Regions from separate parts of the Mus musculus genome. Here regions 2, 3 and 4 are each linked to region 1. Evidence: chromatin loops called from intact Hi-C (ENCODE). Cell type or tissue: left cerebral cortex. All regions are shown on one strand. Region 1 overlaps Vsig2 (V-set and immunoglobulin domain containing 2). Region 2 overlaps Robo4 (roundabout guidance receptor 4). Region 3 overlaps Robo3 (roundabout guidance receptor 3). Region 4 has its middle 27 kb from the start of Msantd2.

The links. Peaks named below come from ENCODE experiments on the same cell type or tissue, not always from the same donor. Only the 100,000 strongest peaks of a DNase experiment are listed, where the experiment ranks them.
Region 2: it touches region 1 in a loop (2.6-fold over the local background); 6 of 42 quality-filtered maps call a loop at or near these places.
Region 3: a loop joins it to region 1, with 6 times the contacts of the local background. A loop is called at or near these places in 10 of 42 quality-filtered maps.
Region 4: it touches region 1 in a loop (7-fold over the local background); 18 of 42 quality-filtered maps call a loop at or near these places.

Annotation. Positions count from the first base shown.
Region 1 is chr9:37,543,561-37,546,060 of GRCm38, forward strand. Vsig2 (V-set and immunoglobulin domain containing 2) reads left to right here. Exons shown (of 7, transcript NM_020518.2): 7 at 450-645. The coding sequence ends at 582. Nrgn (neurogranin) reads right to left here. Exons shown (of 4, transcript NM_022029.2): 2 at 2,388-2,500; 3 at 2,140-2,157; 4 at 933-1,771. The coding sequence ends at 2,393. Among named protein-coding and RNA genes, the nearest start is that of Vsig2, 5.6 kb to the left of the region's middle. In left cerebral cortex, a CTCF peak has its summit at 1,424 (motif pointing left); DNase peaks (open chromatin) are centred at 1,448, 1,819 and 1,942; H3K4me3 peaks cover 1,794 bases; H3K27ac peaks cover 1,807 bases.
Region 2 is chr9:37,411,409-37,413,908 of GRCm38, forward strand. Robo4 (roundabout guidance receptor 4) reads left to right here. Exons shown (of 18, transcript NM_001309390.2): 16 at 1-295; 17 at 1,621-1,827; 18 at 1,969-2,500. The coding sequence ends at 1,979. Among named protein-coding and RNA genes, the nearest start is that of Robo4, 11 kb to the left of the region's middle. In left cerebral cortex, no CTCF peak of the experiment used is centred here; no DNase peak of the experiment used is centred here.
Region 3 is chr9:37,429,756-37,432,255 of GRCm38, forward strand. Robo3 (roundabout guidance receptor 3) reads right to left here. Exons shown (of 28, transcript NM_001164767.1): 2 at 1-59. Among named protein-coding and RNA genes, the nearest start is that of Robo3, 2.2 kb to the right of the region's middle. In left cerebral cortex, CTCF peaks have their summits at 985 (motif pointing right) and 2,459 (motif pointing right); DNase peaks (open chromatin) are centred at 212, 1,051, 1,940 and 2,463; H3K4me3 peaks cover 960 bases; H3K27ac peaks cover 2,046 bases.
Region 4 is chr9:37,461,367-37,463,866 of GRCm38, forward strand. No RefSeq gene overlaps it. Among named protein-coding and RNA genes, the nearest start is that of Msantd2, 27 kb to the right of the region's middle. In left cerebral cortex, a CTCF peak has its summit at 1,517 (motif pointing right); DNase peaks (open chromatin) are centred at 382 and 1,663.

The DNA of each region.
Region 1 (2,500 bases):
AGAACAACTTTTTGGAGTCATTTTTCACTGAGCTGGAGCTGGTCAAGTGAGCTAGATGCCAAGTGAACCCCAGAGATCCATGACTTGTGTCTGATATATTTTATGATAATTCTTGGGGGTTTGATTTAAGGTCTTCCTGCTTAGAAGCAAAGCACTTTCCCCACTGAGCCACCTCCTCAACTCCCAGGACATGTCTTAAAATGTGGTCTTCAGATGACTAGACAAACCCACCAGTAACTTCTTTAAACACTCAGATTTAGGCCAATTTCTATGCCTCCAAAGGCAAAGTGTGTGTGTCAGTGGTGAGACCGGCCTGGATTCCCTTCATTTTAAACAAAGTTCTACAGATGATTCTCAGGACAGCAAAATTTACATGTCCCTGAGTTAGAGGATGACAGTTGCCTAAGGGATGTTTCTAGCCTCTGTGTGACTTTGCTTGTACCCTTCAGGGAGGATGCAACCGCTCCTGGGGTTTTTGAGCAAGCTTCTATGAGAGCCGATCATAGCAAAGAGCTCCTGGAGAAGTCTCCATGTGCCAGCACCATGACCACCACTAAGTCCAAACTCTCTATGGTTGTCTGACTTCTGATCGCTGAGGGTGGTGAGCGTCCATGTTAATAATTAAAGCCTAAACCATGCCACCTCGTTCTCCTTTCTAGTGGTGAATTCCTCTTCAAAGAGTGCTATCAATAAGGGAAGGAATGAATTTGAAATCCCGGAGACCGTGCTGCCTTGGGAAGTTCCGGCTGGGTCAAAGGGATAGGCTTCAACCTAGGTGTCTTTGTATAGCTCCTACTCTTTTACCCCACGCCTGGTCTCTGAGTTTTGGTTTGACTAAATGAGATTTGTTCCGGCTTCCGTTAGTGGCCTTATGCAAACCCTGCTCCCCCTACTTCCCATTCCCTCCCGCCCCCCACCCTGCACCCCTCTGTACACTTAGACATTCCTCTTTATTATTCACATTCCAACCCAGTATGGTAACATGCACACGCAGAGATTAAAAACCTTCCAGCCACAACCCCAGGAGCCCAACGGGGGAGAGGCTATCATGGGGCGGGGCTGCGGAAGTCTCCTCCTGCCGGAGCCTCCAGGCGCTCAGGAGGCTTTTGCATAAACAAAGAAGAGCGGGAGGGGCTGCTCTCAGGGTGCGTTTTCAAGAAAAAAGAGGGTGACAGGCAGGTATGGGATAGGACTTCACTTTCCATTTGAGCAAGGGAAATTATCAGATAACCATGAAAACCTCCTCCCCTCTTTCCTAGCCCCAGGTTTAGGAGGTTGAGGTTAGGCTAGGGTGGAAAGACGCGGGCGCCCCCTTTCGTTGCCCACAGAACGAAAGGACTTGGTGGTTGCTTTTTTTTTTCTTTCTTTCTTTTTCTTTTTTTCTTTCTTTTTTTGAGAGTATTTGGGCGACGCATTGGGCGCCCTCTGCAGTACGCGCAGCGAAGCGCACCGAGGCTGCGGAGGCAGAGCTGCATGCTGGGCGCGTGGACAGGTGGGCGTGAAGCAAAAGGACATTTTTGGGAGTATGGGGTTTGGGACGAGGGTGGGGAGAAAAGGCAAAAGGAGACCACGTTAGACTGAAGAGCTAAAAAGGGCACGGACTTGGCTACGCCAAGACGAAGCCAGCCTGGGAGAGGGAGTCTCTGGGACGCGGCGGGGGGAGGGGGGGGGCTCCTGAAGCTGGCTGGTTGGTGGGAAGGAGGGGCTCACAAACACAGTAGGGAAGTCTTGTCACTGCGAAGGGGACGCGGCATCCGACTCTCCTCTGGAACTGAGGAAAGAGAAGGTCTGAGAATCTGCCTTCCGCTGGTACCATTTCCCTCTCCCTTTCGGGGAGTGTCATCCAGACCCCCTCCCTGACTCACTGAGCTGATGTGTGCCCCAGGGCAACTACGTGAGTGAGGCTCCCTGTGCTCATGACCCTCGGCCGAGCTTGTGCAGTCAAATGAGGGTGACTGTGTGTACGTGTTGGTCCAAGTGTGTCCCTGCCGCAGCCTCAGGCGTCTGGACATACCAGAGGCCTGCAAAGTTATGTTCCTTAGCCAGGAGGGGTTCAGGGCTAGCAGAGAGAAGGACTAGGGAACTGGGTCATTTCTCCCACCCAGCCTACTCCCCTACAAACTCTGCTGCTTTGGTTACCTTCTAAAACGTTCAGCTCTTCGGTCCAAGATGAAGCAGACAAGAGGAAGGGAGAAACAGGTTAGCTCTTGGCAAATCAGCATCCTTGGCCTTCTCCCACCTACTTGTCTGAGTAGTCTAGGTCCCCACCCTTAACTACCTTCACCATCTTCTCCACTCCCAGCCCAACCTTAGACTTCCCCAGCTTTTTCCAAGCAGGCCTGGAAGATGAGAACCTCCCGCCTGCGAAGCACTCCAGGCAGCCTCACCTGGCCTAGTCTCCGCTGGGGCCGCCGCCCGCGCCTCCCCGGGCGCCCCCAGCTCCGCCTGGTCCCCCGGGGCCCGGTCCCTTCCGGCCACACTCTCCGCTCTTTATCTTCTT
Region 2 (2,500 bases), 130 kb before region 1:
CCAACCTGCTCAGGACTGGCAGACATGGGCAGAGCTGGCGGGGGCGTGGGGTCTGAGGTTGGGAACTTACTGTATCCACCTCGGCCCTGCCCCACCCCTACACCCAGCGAGGGCTCCCTGGCCAATGGTTGGGGCTCAGCTTCTGAGGACAATGTCCCCAGCGCCAGGGCCAGCCTGGTTAGCTCTTCTGATGGCTCCTTCCTCGCTGATACTCACTTTGCTCGTGCCCTGGCAGTGGCTGTGGATAGCTTTGGCCTCAGTCTGGATCCCAGGGAAGCTGACTGTGTCTTCACTGGTATGTGGGCCCACCCACTTTTCTTAGCATGGATACAGCTCCCCTTTTCCCTAAACAAGAGTCAGGCTTCCTAGTCACCATTAACCCTCACAGTCATCTAAACAATTAGTTTTATTGTGGTGGCACGTACCTAAAATCTCAGCATTTGGGTGGGAAAAACAGAAAAATGATGAGTTCCAGGTCAGTCTGAGCTACAAAGTAGAACTTTGTCTCAAAAGAAGGAGAGGTATTTTTTTTACCGAATGATTGGTATGTCCTAGGTACTAAGAGAAGTGCTTCCCATGGATAATTAAGAACTCCCTGAGGAGAATTCTTTACCATTCTTTCCAATGCAGAAAGCACTAGGTCAGGCAGATGCACTGACCACTTTAGGTTCCCCCATAGATCACGGATGAATAGTCCAATTATGAAGGCTAGAGGAATCCAGCTGGGTGGCCCAAAATCCCCACCTTCAGGACTGGGCTATTCGCCAGATGTGGGTCCCAGAAAGAGCTGCCCCACAGCTAGTCTTCTTTCAACTGGCACTTCATATGCCTCCTAGCTCCTTCCGGGCTTCCAGGCCTCATGACTGCCTGTCCATGGCTGAGGTTGAGGAATACCTGGGCTCAGTCTCTCTCCATGTCTGCAGGAGGTGATTTAGTGATTACTGGTCCCTTGGAAGTTCATCCTACACACACACACACACACACACACACACACACATACTTGTAATCTCACATGCACACTATCTTACTTACCTTTACTCTACCCTTTGGTCTCAAGAAAACCAAGGCCTATAGCAAAGGACAGGATAAAAATTACCCAGGTCAGGGCTAGAAAGATGGCTAAGAGGTTAAGAACCCTTTAGTGTTCTTAAAGAGGACTCATGTTCAGGTCTGGTCATCCATGACAGATGGCTCAAAAATCACCTGTAATGTTAGTTCCAGGGAATCTGATGCTCTGTTCTGGCCTCCATGGGCACTGCACTCACAAGCACTTTAACTTACACATACATGTATACTTAAAGACAAAATAAATCTTTATGAAAAAAAAATTATATCCAGGTCAAAAACACCCATCACAGGAGGAAGAGGATACCCAACAGTAGGAAGTGAAGAGTCCAGAGAGCCAGAGCTGGTCTGGAAGAAAACAAGCCAAACTACTCTCTGTAAAGAAACATATGTTAGGTCCCAGGAGCCATTGGAGCTGATGGATTGAATTAAAGTTAGGTTATATTTAGGGGTAGAGATGTATGTGGACCCCAAATCAGTCCTAAGCTTTCTGCTGTAAATTGGTCCCTAGGAGGTAAATATTAAACCTTCTGACTGATCCACCTTCTTTATCAGATGCCTCATCACCTCCCTCCCCTCGGGGTGATCTCTCCCTGACCCGAAGCTTCTCTCTGCCTTTGTGGGAGTGGAGGCCAGACTGGTTGGAAGATGCTGAGATCAGCCACACCCAGAGGCTGGGGAGGGGGCTGCCTCCCTGGCCTCCTGATTCTAGGGCCTCTTCCCAGCGAAGTTGGCTAACTGGTGCTGTGCCCAAGGCTGGTGGTAAGTATCTGGCTGACTGGCTAACATTAATTAACAATTAACTAACTAACTAATTAACAATTAACCTTAATTGAGAAGTCCTGGAGAAGAACCAAAAGGGAGCTTGGGGTTTTAGTAACTCTATTCTCCTTCAAATTCCAGATTCCTCCTGAATTGTCCCTGAGAAGGCCAGAAGAGCACCCAGACCACTCTCCTGTCTGTCCCCTGGCTTTCTCACATGTGGAGGTCTTGGCCTATGCTTCTCTGTAATAGAAGTCCACCGTCACTAGGCTTCTGGAGAGCTCTGTCATTGGGATTGTTAAAATAAATGAAAGCAAACCAAAATATGATCACGGGAGTCTTGGATTCCCACTGAGAACAAGACAGCATCTTCAGGACAGCAGACTCTCCACAACCAGAACCTTTGGCCTAAGTAAGCCTGGCTCCGGAGCTCCCACCTAAGTGGATCATGGAAAGAAGGGAAGCCAACCAGGTCTTCAGGAAGGACAGAAATGTTTTTTGGTGAGGGCTATGGTGGAGGACCTGTGGAAGAGCCCTCTCATATCTACTTGGACTCCTCCCTTAGAGGCCAGCTCAACCCTTTCCCCAGTCACACCATGCAAGGAAACTAAAGGAGAAAGGTCGTGGATGCAGTGGGCCCTATACAGCGTCACAGTCAATGCTTCAAAGTGAG
Region 3 (2,500 bases), 110 kb before region 1:
CAGATCTGGCGGCTGCTCCACGATGCGTGGCATGGCATCTTCTGGCCCAACTCTTGACCCTGGAGAAGAAGGTAACTCCAAGTACCCAGGCAAAGCAACTGGGGGAAGACCAGGTTTGCTCTGAAGAGTAAGAGAACCCTCTGCCTCACTCATCTCCCATGCTTCCTTTGCTAGAGAGTCATCTACATCACATCGGCCCACCAGTCCTCCTGCTCTGTAGGCTCTGGTAACGCCTTAGCCTGGAACAACGGAACCGCCCTCAGATAGGCAGATCTATAGAAGGATCCGGGCACAAACTCCTAGGAAGGTTTTCTGGGCCTTCTTGAGATCCAGGCCTCATTTCTTGACTAGTGAGCGATGACTGAGCATGCTTTGGTGAGGAACCTGTACCCTAGCAAGTTGATTTGCATTCACACACACTGGATCGCATATAAGTCTTCCTCAGTGAGCAACCAACCATGCATACCGTACCGTAGCAGACACTAGATTATTCATCTCTGATGATCTCTGCTCCCACAGATGAAATGGACAAAATTAATTGTCCTGGATTCTTCGTATAAAAAAAGGTGTTAAGGGCTGGGGCTAAGACTAGAAAAGTTCTTAATTTGAATGCTATGAAGCCCCAGGCAATCACGGTTTTTTCCCCCCCTATTTCCAGGAATCCTGTGAAGTCACAGAAATTAAATATGGTGGAAGTGGAAATTTGAGTGGCGCTGCTTTTCCTGAAAGGTACAGTTTTAAAAATCAAGAAATTCCTTTCCTCCCTAGCTCTCTTGAAACTATTTCTCTGTACATTCCGCCCCTGTCTTTCTCTTGTCCTACAGACCTCCTTCCTGAAGCTGGGTCATCTCCTGCCTCAGGTTTGGGACCCAGGTGTCATCCTCACCCACAAATGTTCCCATGCCTCCATGTATCCTCATTCTCGCCTATGCAGAAGAGTTAAATACTGAGCTCTCAGTCAGACCTATTCGCTTCTGCCAGTAGGCGGCGCTGAAGCCTTGCACAATCTGGTGTCCTTAAATAACCAGTGACTCTTGGGCGCATCTGTTCTGCGGCTCTCTCTCGCCCCCACCCCGCCTACCCTGTTCCAATATCCTCAGAGACCTCTTGGTTCTAGGCCCAGTGGGGGATTAGGTTTCGTTTCTTGCCCTTCCTTTTAAGAGTTCTGGTATAGAGAATGCTGGGGCGTGGCGGGTGCAGGCTCCACCCTGGTCGTTGATTTGATTGCTCAGTGTAAAATCAGTTTCTCTCCCACGTATGGAAGAGAATAAACTTCTCAGTCTTTTCCCTTCCAGATAGATGGAAGGATGTCTGCTGCTCAAGCATCTCTTTCCTCCGTCCCATCCCAATCCTGTTTTGGAAACACTCCACTGAGAGAGGCCCCTGGAATGGTTAGAGCCCAGGTTTTGGCTTCGAAATGCTCTGAGCTAGAATCTCAGATTTGACACTTCCCAGAGTTAGTAAGCTGGACATCTTATTTAACTGCAGCCCGTTGGTGGCCCATGCCTGTAAGCCCACTGCTCTGGGTGTGGAGGCGTCTAAGTTACATAGTTAGGCTAGGTCTCAAAAAACAAAAAGGTTCAGGTCTCTAAATTTCACTTCCTTATCTGCAATGTGGGAGTTCAAAACCCCCAAAAAGATGCAAGGCACAACAGTAGCTATGACAAGTTTACCATTACTTAATATCCTTTCTTCTCCAGCACTTTAATGTGGTTCCTACAGTCTCTACCTGAATGAGACTTTAGGCTCTAGTATTTCTAAACCCATCCCATCTCCACTTCAAAAACCTCTCATATGTGATAAAAATACACTTTAAGTTCCCTGCTGCCAAGATCTTGCTCTATGCTTTTGTGGTCACTGCCCTATTCTTTATCCTCCATAGCTGTTTTTTTGTTTTGTTTTCCCTAGTGGCAGTGTGTAGTGACCAACAACCATCGTCCCTCCCTGACTTTTCAAGCTTAAATGAAAAGATAGATGTCTGGTATAAAGCTCTAGGTGAGTAAAAAATCCGAGAAAATAACTGCTTGGTCTCTTGGGACTCCTCAAAGGTGGCAAGACTGGAGAATCTCAGCCCTCTTCAAACTCCTTCCACACAACACCCTTCTGATCCACGCTTTCCCTCTAATTCCTGCAGACACAGCCGAGGGCTCTCTTTCCCTGGAATTTCTTCCCTGTCATTCCTGGTCTCCAGAGATGCTTCGACAGCAGCCTAATGAATAGCTAATGGCCATGCAAATAGGGCTCTGGGGCTCCTCCCTTGCACCTGAGTACGGGGGGGGGGGGGAGAGAGAGAGAGAACGAGAGAGAGAGAGAGAGAGAGAGAGAGAGAGAGAGAGAGAGAGAGAGAGAGAGAATCCTTTCATCTTTTAGAGACTGCAAAGGTGGACCATGTCCAGAGTCCGGGGCCCTAGCCTAAGTTGGGCAGAGGCTTCCAGAGGGAGAGTTCCTGACGTAGCCAGCAGGGAGCGCGATCAGGCCTCTCTCCAGACTGCCTGCAGCG
Region 4 (2,500 bases), 82 kb before region 1:
CCAGACAGAATTGGGGCACTTTCCAGTCTTCCACACTATAGGGAAGTGAGGTGAGTCTTCCATGAGTCTTGAAGGGATGAAGAAAAGGATACTGGGATAGAAACAGTCCCAGTTACTTATTCTGGACACTGTGGAGGTCTCTCTCTAAAGCAATATGAAATGAAGTCTGAGTCTCTGGCTCTGTATAAAGATCACAGTACCATAACCTGTCTCACCAAGGCTAATTTGGAAATTATGTTCACAGCAACAGTGCCAAGTGGAGTTGGCAAAAGCCCTCTGTGATGACCCTGTGTTTTTCCATTTGGAGATGTTTTGTTCCCTCTACCACTCAGGGGAAGTAACTAGGTTGTCTGATGGGTTCGTTGGCTTCCTTCCCTCTCACTCCCAGCCTCCTCCAGGTCTGCGACTTTCTGCCTGTGCTGGTCAAAATACAGTGTGCATCCCAATCACTTGGACATCTGAACACCCACAGTTTCTGATTCTTTTCATCTGGGAAGGGGCCAGGAGATTTGAATTTCTAAGAGCTGCCGGGTGACTAGTATGGTAATGGTGTTGTAATAGCATCCTTAGTGAGAGCTTAGTCTAGCTGGAAAGGAACAATCTAGGCTTCTGAAATTGGTGGAAGCAGAAGCACTCAGTCCTGGAAAAGCTGAGGTACCTTCACTCTCAAGGAGAGATCCACAAGCGAATGCCTGGAAGATCCGCAGGGTGTGCGCGTGCATGCGCGTGCGTCTGTCTGTCTGTATTTGGAAATTTGGAGGAGTCTCTTAATAGATTCATAATTTACTCTTGCCCTTAGCCTTTCAAAGCAGGCCTGAGAGACAGGAGGATCTCTGTAAGTTTGAGGTCAGCCTGGTCCAGGACAGCAGGATAGCCTGTCTCAAAGCACAAACAAACAAAAAAACTTATCAGCAAACAAAAACAAACCCCCACAGCCTTTCAAAGGGACAAAGGGAGCAAGAGCTGCCTGATTTATTTTTCTAACTTGTCCGTCAGTCACCGGAGCAGTACAGATGTGATCTAAACATTTTTGCCTGTAAATGAACATAGGTTTTAGTACATAAGAGCAATTCAGTGTATGTGTATGACTGTCCCCCCTCTGCTGCTTCTGGCTGTTTTGAAACACTCTTAAGGTGAGATGAGTTTCAGCTATCTGCTGACAATTATTCCCTAAAGTGTCAAATTATTATCGGTAAAGGGCCATTGGTTTATCACAAGTAATGCTGGAATTAACAAAAAGTAAATAAAAATTACATTAAAAAATTATTTGAAGGGCTGGAGAGATGGCTCAGAGGTTAAGAGCACTGACTGCTCTCCCAGAGGTCCTGAGCTCAATTCCCAGCAACCACATGGTGGCTCACAACCATCTGTAATGGGATCTGATGCCCTCTTCTGGTGTGTCTGAAGGGCAGCGACAGTGTACTCATAATATATATATATAATAAAGAAATAAAATCTTTAAAATTAAAAATTATTTGAAAGAAGCGTTAGATGAGAAAGCAAGTGGCTTTTTATTTCTTACCACCAGGTGGCAGGCCTTGACTCATTAATGAGAATCCTCCCCCAGAGCTAAAGGCTGGGAGATGATTCTCAAATCGGAGCCAGGGCAAAGGGGACTGTTTCTGTACTTAGATGGGGATTGCGGGAGAGAGAGTGGGTAGTTGAAAATGCCTTTGTATCTGCTGCCAAGAAACCTAAGGCATCCTGTGATTCCTCATCTGTGAAAGCGGGGCGGCGAAGCTTAGATGTGCTACATTTTCCTTCTGGAAAGGGACATACTCTCTGGTAAAGGCTTCTCAACTAAGAACAATGCAAAAAAAAAAAAATCTAGTTTTAAACTAGACGTTTCTGAAGTCATAAAAATGTGGCATCTCTGCACAACTTAGCAAGCACACAGCTTGGCTTCTCTTGCTTCCAGTCCATGTCTGCTGGTCACCCTCTTATGTCTTGCATGGTCTGGGGTGGGTTTTAGAGAAGGATAGCTGGGGCTGGAGAGATGGTGATTAAGAGCATTGGTTGTTCTTCTGGAGGACCCAGACTTCTATTCCCAGCATCCACATGGCAGCTAACACCTGTCTGTATCTCTTGTCTCAGGGGACTGGACACCTTCACATAGACATACATGTAGGCAAAATGCCAATACACATAAAATAAACATTACTATAAAATAAAAGGATAGTTGAACATACCCAAGGCAAAGGTGGGTGCAGGCATCTCAAGGTACACACACACACACACAGACACACACACACACACCATGTATGTGTGTGTTTAAAACTTTTTATTGATTCTTTGTGAATTTTACATTATCTTACTTATCTTCCAGTCTCTTTGTATCTACTCTCTGCCCTTACAACCTCCTCCCAGAAAGAATAAAATGTTTCTCATCCTGGAAGCTACAGTGTGTCACACAGTATACTCTTTTGTCCATACTTCTTTACTTGCAAATGTTCATTTCAATGAGTCATTGGTCTGGTTCAAGGCTTCTGGCTTCTGCTAC